Linked DNA regions of Homo sapiens: region 2 is linked to region 1. Evidence: chromatin loops called from intact Hi-C (ENCODE). Cell type or tissue: PC-9. All regions are shown on one strand.

Region 1 (8,000 bases):
TACAGCCCCAGATTCTATATCCCTCATTGACCAGCCAGACGATTGCTGCTCTCCAGCAAAAGACCAGTGGTTTTTGCCGATAAAGGGTGTAACCTACAATCTCTACAGGAAGAACACCAGGCATTGCTGAAGACGGGGGATAGAACTGAAACATAGGATTCAATGGACATTGACACTGTGAATGTCAGATTCCAGCTCTCTTCCTCTCCTCATCTCCCAGACCCAGAGTGGAAGTTTATTTTCTCCAGGAAGAGGATCAGAAACATCTAATCTGGAGACTTAAATCTGACGAGCTTTTCAATGTCCCACTCTGAAAGTGGGACAAGAACCATCACACATTTGAGGAAACTCTCCCTCTGAGACAGGCCCCCCAAAAATTATTGAAAAACAACTTAGAGGAAAGAGACTATGCAGAGAGAAGAAAACTTGAACAACTAAAGTTGTCAGAGTAGCCTCAGGGAGATAACGTACTGCATTTGTGAAACAGGAGCAGGATGCTCTATCAAAGGAATGTCAAAGAACAACAACAAAAAAATTTAAGTTAAAAATATGATACCAGAAATTATAAACCCAATAGAAGGATTGGAAAATAAAGCTGAAGAAATAATAAAGTAAAAAGACAAAGTGATAAAAAAATAGGAGAAAAATATGAAATCTAAACAATTAGTCTACAAGTCCAAGAGAGAGAAACATAAAAAAAGAGGGAGAGAGAGCATCATTAAATAGGAATTTCTAGAGAATTTCCTAGAAGGGAAGGGCATGAATCGAGTGTACCCATCAAGTATCAGCAAAATGGGTGAAAAAAGGCATATCATCTGAAAGGCATATCATCTGAAAGCTTAGGGCAAAAAGGATAGAGAGATTTTATACACTTCCGAGGGTGGGGGGCAGAATGTTTATACAAAAGATTCAAAATCAGAATGTCATTGGGTTTCTCAACAGAAACACTTATAGCTAGAACACAGAGTCATGCCTTCAAAATTCTAAGGGAAGATGGTTGCCAACCTAGAATTTTATATCCGGGTGATTCTTAACATGTTCAGCGAGATTTTGGAGGCAGAGAGATATCTGACACACATAGAGAAGGCAATGTGAAGACAGAGCAGAAAGAGATTTTAAGATGCTGTCCTTGAAGGCTGGAGTGATGTGGCCCACAAGACAAGGAATGCTGGCAGCCTCCAGAAGCTGGAAGAATCAAGGAATGGATTCTATCCTAGGACCTCCAGAGGGAGCTGGCCCTGCCAACACTTGACTGCTGCCCAGTGAAACAGATTTCAAACTTCTGGCCTTCAAAACAGTGAAAAAATCAATGTGTCATTTGAAGCAATCCAGTTGGTAGTAATTTGGTTACAGCAGCCACAGAAAACTAACACAGAGCCCCCAGTCCAATTTCCTACCTTCCACAAGTCACCTGTTCTGTGGTTGATCTATGACCTGAGTACAAGTACATTCACCTGTAAAATACACAGTGCTGTTATGTAAAACACATTGTGTTTTTATTCCAGTTATTCATATTAGGATATAGAGCTTACTTTGACTCTTTCTTTTTGTATTCAACTTTACGTTAAGGTTTTTCTGTGCTGGCAGGTGTATGCACACCTGCTCTGACGCTTCATCAAGAGGCAGGTAATGGCTAAAGGGCTGATGCAACCTTTTCAGGACCTGGCAAAAAAGAACAGATATTACAGTTGAGCCAAAAGTACAATGAGAGGATAAAGCTTCAACTCTGTGTGTGTATAAGTGAGTGACAAGTATGATTTTTTTGGGTTTTCCTGCCTATCCTTTTCTCACAGATCCTCTCTGCCCTGGCCTGATCCCCAAGAGACTCCTGGGACACAAAAGGCCTAACGATTCCAGCTGTATTGCTTGACAAATTGGAATGGAAATCAGCAATAGTTTTCCCTCCAGCATCCTCTGGGAAATCCATCCAATGATATGTTCCCAGCCGTCCCCTGCTTTCAAAGATATAATGTTGAAACACCAAGTGGCACCTGCCATGTACAGGACATTAGTGTCAGGAAGCAGTGCAAGCACTGAAAGGGGCAGAGACAGCCTCCAGGCGCAAAAGGAGCCAAAGCTATTTAGAAACGGGGATGATATGGGCTCAGCTGCTTCCAAGTGTATGAAGGCTAGTGCTGGGCAACTGCTTCCACTGAGTCAAGGAGCAGACACAGTGGACCTGCGCTGACAAGAAGCATCTGGCTGAAACATCAAAAATACAAAATTAGCCGGGCATGATAGTACACACCTGTAATCCTAGCTACTTGGGAATCTGAGGCACAAGAATCGCTTGAACCTGAGAGGCAGAGGTTGCAGTGAGTCAAAATCATGTCACTGCACTCCAGCCTGGAAGAAAGAGCAAGACTCCGTCTCAGAAACAAACAAACAAAAAAGAATCTTAAAATTTAATAATGAGTCAAGATTTGAATAAATATTTTACCAAAGATGTATGAATGGCTAATAAAAATGTGAAAAGATGTTCAACACCAGTAGACTCTAGGGAAGTGCAAATTAAAACCACAGTGAGATACCATCCACTAAATGTCTATAACCAAGAAGTCCGATGGTACCAAGTGTTTACAAGGATGTGGAAAAACTGGAACGTTCATACGCACTGTGGGAATGTGAAACAGTTGCAGTGTCTTTGGAAAAAGTTTGACACTTTCTTACAAAGTTAAATATACACCCACCACACAACCCACAATTCCATTCCTAGGTATGTACCCAAGAGAAATAAAAACATGTTTGTATTTGTACATGATTTGTACATGAATGTTCACAGCAGCATTAGGCATAATAGTTCAACTCTGGAAGTAATCCAAATGTCCATCAACTAGTGAAGGGATTTAAAAGTGTGGTGTTTTAGTCCATTTGTGCTTCTATAACAAAACACCTGACACTGAGTAATGTATAAACAACAGAAATTTATTTCTCACAGTTCTGGAGTCTGGAAGTCCAAGACCAAGATGATGGTATTTGGTGTCTGATGAGGGCTCAATCTCTACTTCTAAGCTGGCACCTTGTCATTGTGACTTCTGGATGGCAGTAATGCTGTGTCTTCACATGGCGGAAGGAACAAAAAAACAAAAGATCCCTACCTAGTTCCCTCCAGCCCTTTCATAAGGTACTAATCCCAACCATGACGGCTCTGCCCTTATGGCTTAATCACCTCCTGAAGGCTCAATTTCTTAATACTGTTGCGTGGGGGATCAAGTTTCAACATGAATTTCAAAGGAGACAACAAACATTCAAACCATAGCACGTGGTGTATCCACAGAATGGAACTCAGCAACAACATAGTCGAAACTCAGAAACATTACGCTGTGTGAGGGAACCAAACATAAAAGGCTACATATGTGATTCCATTATAAGAAATGTCTACCAACTGCAAAATTATAGATACAGAAAGCAGAAATTGGCTGAAGTGGGGGTGGGGAGGGGTAGGGGAGGGGCAGGTAGGAAAGGGAGTGTGAGGCATCATGGGGAATTTTTGGAGCAAAGCAGTGGTGACAGCTGTACAGCTGTATAAATTTACAAATATACAGCTGTATAAATTTATAAATTTGTAAATTTATAAATTTACAAATCATCCATTTACAACGGGTGAGTTCCATGATTTATAAATTCTACCTTGGTAAAAAGGAATGAAATAAGATTGTGACAAAATGGAGACTTCCCATGCCTCGGAAAATTTATACAAACATTGGTTTTTTGTTGAAAACACACCCACTTATTCACCAAGCTTGGCAGAAAATTCCTACCAACAATGGTCCAGGAGGTGGTAGAGTTGGTAAATTTTACCCCAGTCAGGGTAAAGTCACCCTGGGTTGACAACCTTGTAATGTAAGCGGCTTTGTTTCTCTTCTGCTCTCTTTCCTCTCCTCCAGGTTAGCACTTCTGGCCACCAGTCAGGTGTTTTCACCCTTTCTGTGCCCACTGTCCTCAAGTGGGTAAGAGTTAGACACAATTGTTTAAATGGTGAGTTATTTAGACCCAGAGAGATAGGTTCTTCCTCTGTAAAGTGGGTAGTATGTTTTGGCTGTGTCCCCATTCAAATCTTAACTTGAATTGTATCTCCCAGAATTCCCACATGTTGTGAGAGGGACCTAGGGGGAGGTAATTGAATTACGGGGGCCGGTCTTTCCCATGCTATTCTCGTAATAGTGAGTAAGTCTCACGAGATCTGATGCGTTTATCAGGGATTTCCGCTTTTGCTTCCTCTTCATTTTTCTCTTGCCACCACCGTGAGAGAGGCACCTTTCGCCTCCCACCATGATTCTGAGGCCTCCCCAGCTACGTGGAACTGTAAGTCCAGTTAAACCTCTTTTTCTTCCTAGTCTCAGGTATGTCTTTATCAGCAGCATGAAAATGGACTAATACAGTGGTGATAATAAAACTAACCACCAACCTCATCGTGCCAGAGGACATAAATGAGATTCAACGTTTATGAAGCACCAGCCCAGTGTCCGCATACAGGAGCTGCTCCATAAAGACCATCTGCTGGCCTCTCCTATTGTTTACCAAACCGGCTTCCAGGAAAGAGGGTGCTGTTAGTCATCGACACCTTTTGGGAATGCATTTCATTAAATTCCTTCCCTGCAACTGAAAGCACCCTTTTCAGAGTAGATGAATGGCTTTTACCCTGCCAAGGGGAAAGATGGGCACAGGCCAGTCCCCATCTTCCTAAAACTCCTGAAACTCACTCCCTCGTCTCCTTACTTGGTTGCCCACCAATGGCTTTGGAAAGCCAATTTTTGGCAGATCAAAAACTGCACTTTGCTGTCTTGAAGTGCTGTGCTGTGTCTGTCACAGGATCTCAATAAGGGTAGTGCTATTTTCAGATCAGATCAGCAGACACACCCAGAATGCCAAGGACACAGCCACAGTCACCTGAATGTTGTGTGCCTGTTTGTTATTGTCACTAACAACAATGGTGTGGACAGAGCTGGGACTGGGGTGATGCCAGCAGGATGCTTAGGGTACAATATTTAAGGAGGCACCCTTTCAGTATCCTCCTCACCCTTGTGTGACCCTGAGGATGAGTGCCTGTTTAAGAATGAGTCTCCAGGGTGCAACATATAGTGAGGCACCAACTCTCAGGTCATGCAAAAGCAGGGTAGGCACAGACAGCGTGTCTCTTTCAGTGTTGCACCCTAGACACCTCACTTGCCTTTGGGGCAGCCCAAGAGACAAGGGCCTGGACCCAAGCCCAGATGCTGCTGTTAGAGCACCAGCTTTGCCAGCAATTAGCTGCGTACCCTTGAGCAAGTTTATGTCTCCTATTTCCTGCCTGTCCTGGTTCTATGACTCAAGGGCTACTTCACTCCTCTCAGTAATAGAGCACAACAATGATGGAAATGCCCATGACCTGGATGGATTAGGTCCCAACTTACATTTCATGTCTTCACAGAAGCATTTCCTGACCCTGTAGGCCACCCTCTGTCATGTGCTATTAGCAACCTGTTCATTTTATTCATAGCAGTTATCAGAACTTATTTTTATTTGTTGGTTTATATCAGGCAAGGTGGTGTACATTAAAGTGCAATCATAAACAACCCTCAAATCTCAGGAGCTTAAACAGTAAAAGTTTCTAGCTTTTTCACACCACACGTGCTTTGTGGGCTGGCTAGGAGGCTCGGCTCAGGGACCAGGCTGATGGGCAGCGACTGTATGGAGCACTGCCCTGGTCGTGGTGCCAGAGGGAAAAGAAAGCTTTAGAGAGCATTGCACAAACTGCTCAGCCCAGAAGGGCACCACACTTCCACTCACCACTCATTGGCCAGAACTGGTCAAGGGTCCATCCCGGAGGGCCTCAGTGATGTGTCCTCCTAACTCATGCCAGCAAAGATGGCATGAGTTAACTCAACCCAGAAAGCCCAAAGGTTTGGTGCGCAGTTCTAACGACTACCACATTATTTATTTGGTTTTGCCTGTCTCCCCTGACCAGAACGGCCCATCAGAGCAGGATGGTCTGTCTTCTTCATCATTTTAACCCCAGTGCTAGCACCTCACTGGTGCTTAATAACCATCTCTTGACTGACCAGATGGTTCTGATATTTTAGGATTGGTTATCAAGACTGTCTATTGGATGAATGTCATCTGTTCAGAGCCTGGAGGATTCAGAGCCCAGCTTACCAAGTTAACTGGACTCTCCTAAAAGGAGAAAAATAATGACTCTAACTACTGCTTTTCTTAATTTTCTCCTTGACTGCCTAACTGCAGAAGCAAATGAATAAGAACCTCTGAAAGCCTAGGAGAATAGTCCAAAATGGCAACCTATAATCTGAAATCTCTTTGTAATTTTATTCTTCATCTTAAAAAGTTCATGTGAATTTCACATTCTGTTGCATCTTATATTCATGGTCGTAAAAAAAACCACCAAGTTTTAAAATATTTAGCTGAGTAAAATTCATGCTCCCTGAACACGTGTCATGCTTCTTGTGGGGTTCAAGGTCCCCTAAGATCCCACCTACCTCACCTCCAGGGTGGTTTGCTCCAAGCCAGGAGAGGCGCTAAGCCTCCTGAGATATCTCCTGGGCCTTAAGGCTTAAGCTTAACTTATTAAGAACCTCTTCTGCATTTCTTTCCCACTCGGGATTCATTCAGGAATTATGGTGACTCTTTTTCTCTGATGGGGACAAAATTCCAATTATATATGGAACTTGACTTTGTCTAATGAAATCAGGAAAAGATGGTGATAAGGCCTCATTTTCTTTACCACAGGTTGATAGACTAAGTTCTTCAGATCCACTGTTTCTCCAATATTTTTTTGCCATGACCCACACTAAGAAGGAATACATTGTCTGTCACGTCCAGTAATGGACACCACTGGCAACCTCATTCAGGCTGGGGCACCCATCCCCAGTGGGTGAAGATCACAGAGGCCTCATCCTCTGGAGAACTGTCCTTGCAGAATAGGAGCTGACTTTCCAGGTTACGCACCCCTCCTCTTCAGATCAGCCCACAGCCCACAGCTGATGGTGGACCTGGGAGTTCACAGTCTGGCCCCTTCCCTAAGGCAGCACCAGGTCTGTGGAACAACTCAAGCATCAGAGCCCCAGAAATCACGCTGGGAGCACACACTCTCGTTCAGCTCCTTCTCCTGCCCCAGCTGGTCCCCCTCACTTTTCCAGATCACACACACCCAGATCTGTTTTGTTGAGCTCTGCTTCTAGGGAAACTGACTTAAGACACACACACAGATACACGTATACACACACACCTGAAATAAAATTTTGAGTAAACAGTACTTACACTTACTTCATGTCATGCACTCTTATTTTCTGTACTATTCTTTTTTGTTTTGTTTTGTTTTGTTTGAGACAGAGTCTCGCTCTGTCCCCTATTTTTTAATTGCTTGTTTGTAACCCTCTAATTTTATTTCATAATCCATGAATGGGTCACAGCTCTGCAATTTGAAAAATACTACACTTTATAAGCAATCTAGGGATAAAACAAACAAACAAACAAAAACCTACACTTCCCTAACCTTTCCAAGTTAACCTTCTGGAGACTGGTGTACTGCAATCCAAAAGGTTCAGGACAGGGTGGAGTGAAGGGAATCTGTCATGGTATGCACGGCATTGAGAGTTTTGAGACTCAGGAGATATATTCTCCTAGGGCCAAGTATCTAAAGTAGCCCCAAGCATCTACTGCCTTCTGACTGCTGAGAAGGGCACCAGCCTCCCTCCGCTCTATCCTTTCCCCTGCAAATGCATTCACTTCTGTTCCAAGAGATAAAGCAGTTTTTGACCTTACATAAATACACAGAGATGTACATAAGAAAAGTTTATTTCAGCATCATCTATGATGCCAAAACCAAAACATCCCAAATGGCCCTCAGTAAATGCACCTCAGTACAACCAGACAAAGGAACACCATGTGTCCATTAAAAATAATGAAATAAGTTATGTAAGTACTGAAAACTTTCCATGATACACTAACTGCAGAAATCAATTGGCCCTACAGTTCTCCAATGTAATTTCATTTTTATTTTTGTA
Region 2 (8,000 bases), 87 kb after region 1:
CGCATTAAAGTTTAGGAAATATTGGACTACATGTTTTTTTTCAGCCCAATGATCTCCTTTCCCTATGCTTCTTACACACACACACACACACACACACACAGAGAGACAGTGTGTTTTACCGAGGAATTAGCCCATGATGATACCATAGTCAAACTCTGGCATTTTAGAAGCAATCACAAATCAGGGACGACAGCCCTTAGAACTTCCTTCGGCGCTGTGACCCATGCAGAGCTCCCCAGGATCCTGAATCATAGCCCCAGCACTTCCCTCAGACTCCTGAAGCTGCTGTGCCTGATGGAGCCCCCAGAAGCACTGTTCTTAAGGCAGACTCTTCAGCGACTTTACAGAGGGAGTGTGCTGAATGTTTAAAAGAATGAACCCTGGAGCCAAATTGAGCACCTTCAAATCCCAGCTCTACCATTCTAGCTCTGTGGCCTTGTTAATGCTTCGTTTGTCTCATCTGTAAAATGGGAATAAGAATAGAATGTGCATAAAGGGCTGATAAAATAATATGGGTAAAGCATTTAGAACAGCGCTTGGCACACAGTAAACACTATGTACACCATATAAACATCAATCAGCCTCTGCATATTTTTCACAATTTTTAATATAAGGAAAATTAAATTTGCAGGATTTTCCTTAAATAATTTCCTATCTCTGGGCAAAGGAGAGATTTACCTGCTATAAATGGCCCATCAGAGGTGTTTTAAATGCTTGTTGAATAAATGAGTGCATGAATAAACAAATAATGGATTGGAATGGGATGATGATTTGATGTCCACACAAGCTCAGAATTCCAGCACTGTCTTCCAATCTTGAGTCCTTCCTGTGAACCTAACTTTGTTTTATCTGGTTTTTTTCCTCCTGGCTGTTAACCCCTGAGCTTTCCAAGAATCATTAGAGTGGAACTTCAATGAATGCTTTTCATAAATGAAAAGATTCCAAGCCTACAGTCAGCAAAGCTCCCAGCACATGCAAAAGCAAAGCTAGGGGTTTTTTATTTATGTAAATTCAGAATATTGAAATGCAAAGTGAGGCAAAAGTAAAACATAAAAAATGTTAAGAAAAAAAAGGCTGGAGACACTTTGCTGTCACCTTATTAAAAGAACTTTCATTATTCCTTCTCATTATTCTTTCCTAAGTGGCTGTAGTGTAATTCAGCTTTCAATTTCCTCTAATGGGTTCATGATGGCCAAAATGAGGGGAATCCCTCTTCCGTGTAATGTGTCCAGGTCTCTGAAAGCATGTAGCTTGCCCAGTTTGAGGAATCCAATGTCGGTTGTGATATGGGGTAGGTGGAAGGGAAGATTAGGGAGGATTCTCTTTCATGTACACACCTATTCTGAACCATCTCCTGGGGAAGATTCTTCAAAGAAAGAAATTGGAGGTCCCTGGCTCCTCTCTCCAAATTTCCTGAGAAAATTGCAAAGTAGATTGTCTCTGGAAAAGAAGGGAAGAACATGAGAAAGAAGGCTTGTTGCTGAGAACAAAAAAACTGAACAGGAGAATGGGGTTAGGCTGGAATGTTTTAATTCTATTTGCTGGAAGCATGAAGGCTTCCTGGAGCTAGAACTGAAAATAAGCACCAGGTAATCTGGAATGGCCACGGTCAAAGAGCTTGGCTTACCAAAAGTCTCGAAGCTCCCACAAGGATGAAGTAGGGGACATGCTAGCCCTGAAGTTAGGAAGATATCCTAATCACTCTTTTTTTATTGTTTCCTACTAGGCTGTAAGCAATTCAAGGGCAGGGATACATGTCTTTGTCATTTGTATATCCTTTGTCATCTGTATATCCTTTGGTACCAAACACATAGGACATATTCTGAATGCTTTTGAGTAAATGTAAGAAACAAACACACCCATCCAAACCCAAAGAATAGACTCAGAGACCTGGAGAACAGCAGAAGCAAGACTTTTTAATGATGATCTTGCAAGATCGAGTGTCTGGTGGGCAGACATACCCAGCACAGTTACAACAAGCAATTTATGCCCTAGTATGCAGGTCCCTCCCGCAGTTCCTCATAGGCTGAGTACTATGTGGGTCACAATCTTCCCAGATGTTGCCTATTGATTGTTGAGTAAGTGGCTTTAGGTGTTTTCTTTAGGGTTTTCTTGCTGCATTTTGTTGCAGCCCACAATGCATTGCAATCTTAGTTAGCTCAGGGGCTTTTCAAGTATTTGAATTATGACCTAGTTAGCTGGGCAGGCTGATAAGAACAGGCAAAGCGAGCTACTTTGCAAGTTAGTAAACTTCATTTTAGACTAAACTTCTTTGGTCTGGGTGAGGGCACCTAAGGGAGTGGGGCCCGACAAGCAGGCATTGGCTATCCAAGCAGGGCCTAGTATATCCTGTTTCTTCTGTAGTTTGCTGACCTAAGCTGACTCAGGGCACTTTATCTTGGAAATGGACCACTGTATACATTATTTCCTTCCATAAATAAATGACTTAATGTAGACAAATACTCAAGTAGTGTTATAGGTAGTTAGGCATGAGTGGGGCAGGAGCAGGCTCTACCCCCGTGCACTAGAAATGTCAGGTGATGGTTTGGCAATGATCACATGACCTCTCTAAAAGTGACAAATTGGCAGCCAGCTGGGGAGAGGACATTTTCTGATGGTCCATACCTTTTAACATTGAAGTTTTAATTAAAGACAGACCCCAGGGAGAAGAAACTTCCTGGACATGCACATTAGAGACAAAAATGGCAAAGTATAATATTCCGGCTACACTCCACCAGAAAAAGGAAGAAAGCCTCAGATGAGCATGCATAAAACTTCCTAAACACATTGGGTGTGCTCACTTCCCAAGGGTAAGGAGGGCTCTGCGCATGCAGAAAGCCACCCTAGGGGAAGAATCATGGGAAAGAGGCGAGCCTATAAAAGTCCTAGGATCACAGCTAAAAGGGGCATTTAAGCTTCTTTTTTTCTCTTTGACCTTCAAGTGCCCACCTGGATCTCTTCCAAGGGTTCTTTCTTTTCTTTCCTGTACTAAAGCCTTTTTAATAAACTTCCACTCCTGCCCTGGAACTCATCTTGGTCTCTTTTTCTGCTTTCGGCCCCTCAGTTGAATTCTTTCTTTTGAGGAGGAAGAATTGAAGTTGCTGCAGGTGTGTACGGATTCCCCGCTGGTAACTCAGGGTAACTCAGACCTCTTCCACCATTAACAATAGGGCATCAAGCACTGTGAAGGACTGGAACCCTCGGATTAAGTCCTGGGTCTCAAGAGCCAAAGCTGAGCATTGGAGAGGATGCGCTGGCCCTTGGCAGTGGGATTTATGGGAGGAAAACCTGGAAGCTGTGCCCTCTGCAAAGAGTTAGTGACTTGAACAACGTAGAGGAGAGTAGGGAGAGTTAGCGGTCTGTATCAGTCAGGATTCTCCAGAGAAACACAACCAACTATATATATATATGTGTGTGTGTATATATATATATATGTGTGTGTGTGTGTGTGTGTGTGTGTGTGTATAGATAGAGAGAGAGAGAGATGAGAGGGAATGTATTGGGGAATTAGCTCATGCAATTATGGAGGCTGACTATAATATGGAGGACTGAGACAGTGTAACCCTCAATCCGAGGTTGAAGGCCTACGAACCCAGGGAACGCTGGTGCAAGTCCCAGAATCCAAAGGCCAGAGAACCTGGAGCTCTGATGTCCAAGGGCAGGAGAGCTGAAAGATTTCCTACCCCAGCTCCAAGAAAAAGTGAGAGAGAGAATTTGCCTTTCCTCTGGCTTTTTGTTCTATCCAGACCCTCAGCCAATTGGATGGTGCCCACCCACATTGGGTGGGGCTGAATCTCCCTTACTCAGTGCACTGACACAAATGCCAGTCTCTTCGGGAAACACCCTCACAGGCTTACCTCAAAATAATGCTTTACCAGCTATCTGGGTATCACTTAACCCAGTCAAGTTGATGCCTTAAATTAGCCATCACAGAGGTCCCAAACCGCAGATACCCACAGGCCATTGTGTGAGGAGGGAGCCTTTACTGCAGTGTGTGCAGGCAAATAAAGGGCAGCGAGGAGCTGCAAATGGTGTGGGCTGGACCCCAAGGGCCTGCAGAGTGGCTGGGGCTGCCTGTGCTTCCTAGGAATTCAACGCTGAGGCAGAGGAGGGCTGGGCTCCTTGTGGGTATCATGTTGAGATGGCACCCAAAGCAATTGAGTAATCAGGATTCTTCATGCCCATGGGGAACCTTTCCAGGGTTGCATTCTTAAGATTCCTACATCTGTTTGTTTCTTGTAAATTTGTTTGAGCTCTTTGTAGATTCTGGATATTAGCCCTTTGTCAGATGAGTAGATTGCAAAAATTTTCTCCCATTCTGTAGGTTGCCTGTTCACTCTGATGGTAGTTTCTTTTGCTGTGCAGAAGCTCTTTAATTTAATTAGATCCCATTTGTCCATTTTGGCTTTTGTTGCCATTGCTTTTGGTGTTTTAGACATGAAGTCCTTGCCCATGCCTATGTCCTGAATGGTATTGCCTAGGTTTTCTTCTAGGGTTTTTATGGTTTTAGGTCTAACATTTAAGTCTTCAATCCACCTTGAATTAATTTTTGTATAAGGTATAAGGAAGGGATCCAGTTTCAGCTTTCTACATATAGCTAGCCAGTTTTCCCAGCACCATTTATTAAATAGGGAATCCTTTCCCCATTTCTTGTATTTGTCAGGTTTGTCAAAGATCAGATAGTTGTAGATGTGTGGCATTATTTCTGAGGGCTCTGTTCTGTTCCATTGGTCTATATCTCTGTTTTGGTACCAGTACTATGCTGTTTTGGTTACTGTAGCCTTGTAGTATAGTTTAAAGTCAGGTAGAAACAACAAACAACCCCATCAACAAGTGGGCGAAGGATATGAACAGACACTTCTCAAAAGAAGACATTTATGCAGCCAACAGACACATTAAAAAATGCTCATCATCACTGGCCATCAGAGAAATGCAAATCAAAACCACAATGAGATACCATCTCACACCAGTTAGAATGGCAATCATTAAAAAGTCAGGAAACAACAGGTGCTGGAGAGGATGTGGAGAAATAGGAACACTTTTACACTGTTGGTGGGACTGTAAACTAGTTCAACCATTGTGGAAGTCAGTGTGGTGATTCCTCAGGGATCTAGAACTAGAAATACCATTTGACCCAGCCATCCCATTACTGGGTATATACCCAAAGGATTATAAATCATGCTGCTATAAAGACACATGCACATGTATGTTTATTGTGGCACTATTCACAATAGGAAAGACTTGGAACCAACCCAAATGTCCAACAATGATAGACTGGATTAAAAAAATGTGACACATATACACCATGGAATACTATGCAGCCATAAAAAATGATGAGTTTATGTCCTTTGTAGGGACATGGATGAAGCTGGAAACCATCATTCTCAGCAAACTATCTCAAGGACAAAAAACCAAACACCACATGTTCTCACTCACAGGTGGGAAATGAACAATGAGAACACTTGGACACAGGAAGAGGAACATCACACACTGGGGCCTGTTGTGGGGTGGGGTGGGGGGAGGGATAGCATTAGGAGATATACCTAATGTAAATGACAAGTTAATGGGTGCAGCATACCAACATGGCACATGTATGCATATGTAACAAACCTGCACGTTATGCACATGTACCCTAAAACTTAAAGTATTAAAAAAAAAAAAAAAAAGATTCCTACATCTGCATTGCAAGGTTCAATCCAGGCCTTCCACACTCTCCAGATTCAGTTTTGTGCCTCAAGTTCTCACTGTTTGGTATTTCACATTGTCTGCTGCTACCTACTCAATACCTACTGTGTTGCCACCTTCCCCCACTCCCTAAGCTATTTCTACAGTGGAAAGATGAAACCAGAGAAGAGTCAGTAAACACTTTGCACCTGACCCTCCCTCCCTGCCACAACCACTGCTTTGTGCTACGCTGAGAAGCTCCCTGTCTCTGGCCTTGGTTGATAGCAGAAAACAGGGATAATGCAAAGTATTCCTGAGAAAAAGCACCAAAACCTTGTGCTCAAAAGTGGTGAACATGGCCAAGAGAAGGCCAGAATTCTTGAAGCAATGACAGGTGCAGCCTCTACAGGGGACCTCCATAGTGCTGGAGAGAATATTCAGCAGGGACAGGGATTCATTCCCTATTGAATCCATGGCAATCAAGCTCTGTGTCATATGTTCTTTCAATCAAGCCAAGGCCTTATGTCTTTTTGAGACTCTAAACACAAGTGAGATGGGGGACACCAGGATGAGGCAAGAAGAGATTGGCTGAGTCATTTGCAAACAAGAAGAAATTTGCTATATGATACAGGATAAAGTAGCAGGTGCTAAACAGGAAGTAATTGAGATCATTGAAGGGGAATACAAGCCAGACATTTTTTTTTCAAATTTTTTTCTATTTGATTCTGTGTAAATATTATAACTATAGTCTAGAATATCTTTCTAATGTTGATGAACTGACATATGGGGAGGGAAGAGAACTTTCTCATCAAAGGTGAGGAGAAGCCAAAGCCACAGAAGAGCGGCTCCAGCCCCTGGCTGCCCCAGGCTCAGGTGTCCAGCTGTGGACACTCACTCATGACTAAATGCTGCATATTTCCCGGAAACTCCAGGGCCCAATTTGGGTTGATGAATCCCTTTGTTTTGATGGAGGGAACAAGGTGTTTTCATTTTTTCCTTTAAAATTTTTCTTTTCTTTTCTTTTTCTTTTATTTATTTATTTATTTTTTTTGAGATGGAGTCTCACTCTGTCGCCCAGGCGGGAGTGCAATGGCACAATCTTGACTCACTGCAACCTCCACCTCCCAGGTTCAAGTGATTCTCCTGCCTAAGCCTCCCCAGTAGGTGGGATTACAGGCATGCACCACCACGCCCAGCTAATTTTTGTATTTTTAGTAGAGAGGGGGTTTCACCATGTTGGCCAGGCTGGTCTCGATCTCCTGACCTCATGATCTACCCACCCTGGACTCCCAAAGTCCTGGGATTACAGCAGTGAGCCACTGCGCCCAGACTTAAATTTTTCTTTTTCTTTTTTTTTTTTTTTTTTTGAGATGGAGTCTTGCTCTGTTGCCCAGGCTGGAGTGCAATGGCGCGATAGCCCACTGCAACCTCCGCCTCCCATGTTCAAGCGATTCTCCTGCCTCAGCCTCCCAAGTAGTTGGGATTACAGGCACCCACCACCATGCCTGGCTATTTTTTTTTTTCAGTAGAGGTGAGGTTTCGCCATGTTGGTCAGGCTGGTCTCGAACTCCAAACCTCAGGTGATCCACCCGCCTCGGGCCTCCCAAAGTGCCGAGATTACAGGCGTTGAGCCACTGTGCCCAGCCTTAATTTTTTCTTATCAATTTTTAATCAGTAAAGTAACTCACGCTTGTGGCAACTGAAACAAATGTTGATATTTATCGTTCCTTAAATGTCTATAGTTTTATTTTCTTTAAAACAGGGTTATCTACACATATGACTCTACATCCTACTTTTTCCATTTAACTCCTGCAAGTCAATGCATACAGATCAAACTCTTTTTAAGTAGCTACATCCCAGTGTGTAGTGTGAACTTGATATTTTATTCCATTATTTCCGATTTAATGAATACTCCAATTATTTTCTGCTGTGTTGTGGTTTATTTGATTTATGTCTTGGCTACTACACACATTACTGGATTAAGCATTTTTATAGATACATCCTTACACAAGGGACCTTTCTTTTCTGAAGAAAATCTACAAAAATGGAATTGCTTGGAAATGGTGATGTGTTCTTTTTAAAATAGATATTACCAAATTACTTTCTGAAATTAGAAATCCAACCCCCACCAAAAGCAAAATACGAAAATGTCAGTCTTCCCACATCTTCATCAGTACTCCCCTTTTATTATGACTTTGGCTGTTTTCTAAAGAATTTGCACCCAGGGAAAAATAAGAAAGTGGGTTACCCCTCCACCTCAGCCCGCAGTGCATCAGCTTCATCAGCTTCTTTACACACAAATATCACCCAAGGTCCACTGTCTTTCCAGAAGTTTG

Evidence for each region. Hi-C counts contacts between places; a loop is a spot of excess contacts. Peaks named below come from ENCODE experiments on the same cell type or tissue, not always from the same donor. Only the 100,000 strongest peaks of a DNase experiment are listed, where the experiment ranks them.
Region 2: it touches region 1 in a loop (14-fold over the local background); 8 of 110 quality-filtered maps call a loop at or near these places.

Annotation. Positions count from the first base shown.
Region 1 is chr15:58,255,894-58,263,893 of GRCh38, forward strand. No RefSeq gene overlaps it. Among named protein-coding and RNA genes, the nearest start is that of AQP9, 120 kb to the left of the region's middle. In PC-9, no CTCF peak of the experiment used is centred here; DNase peaks (open chromatin) are centred at 4,488, 4,888 and 5,308; H3K4me3 peaks cover 884 bases; H3K27ac peaks cover 3,660 bases.
Region 2 is chr15:58,342,434-58,350,433 of GRCh38, forward strand. No RefSeq gene overlaps it. Among named protein-coding and RNA genes, the nearest start is that of LIPC, 86 kb to the right of the region's middle. RefSeq lists enhancers at 3,531-4,032, 4,033-4,532. In PC-9, no CTCF peak of the experiment used is centred here; DNase peaks (open chromatin) are centred at 4,148 and 6,268; H3K27ac peaks cover 1,983 bases.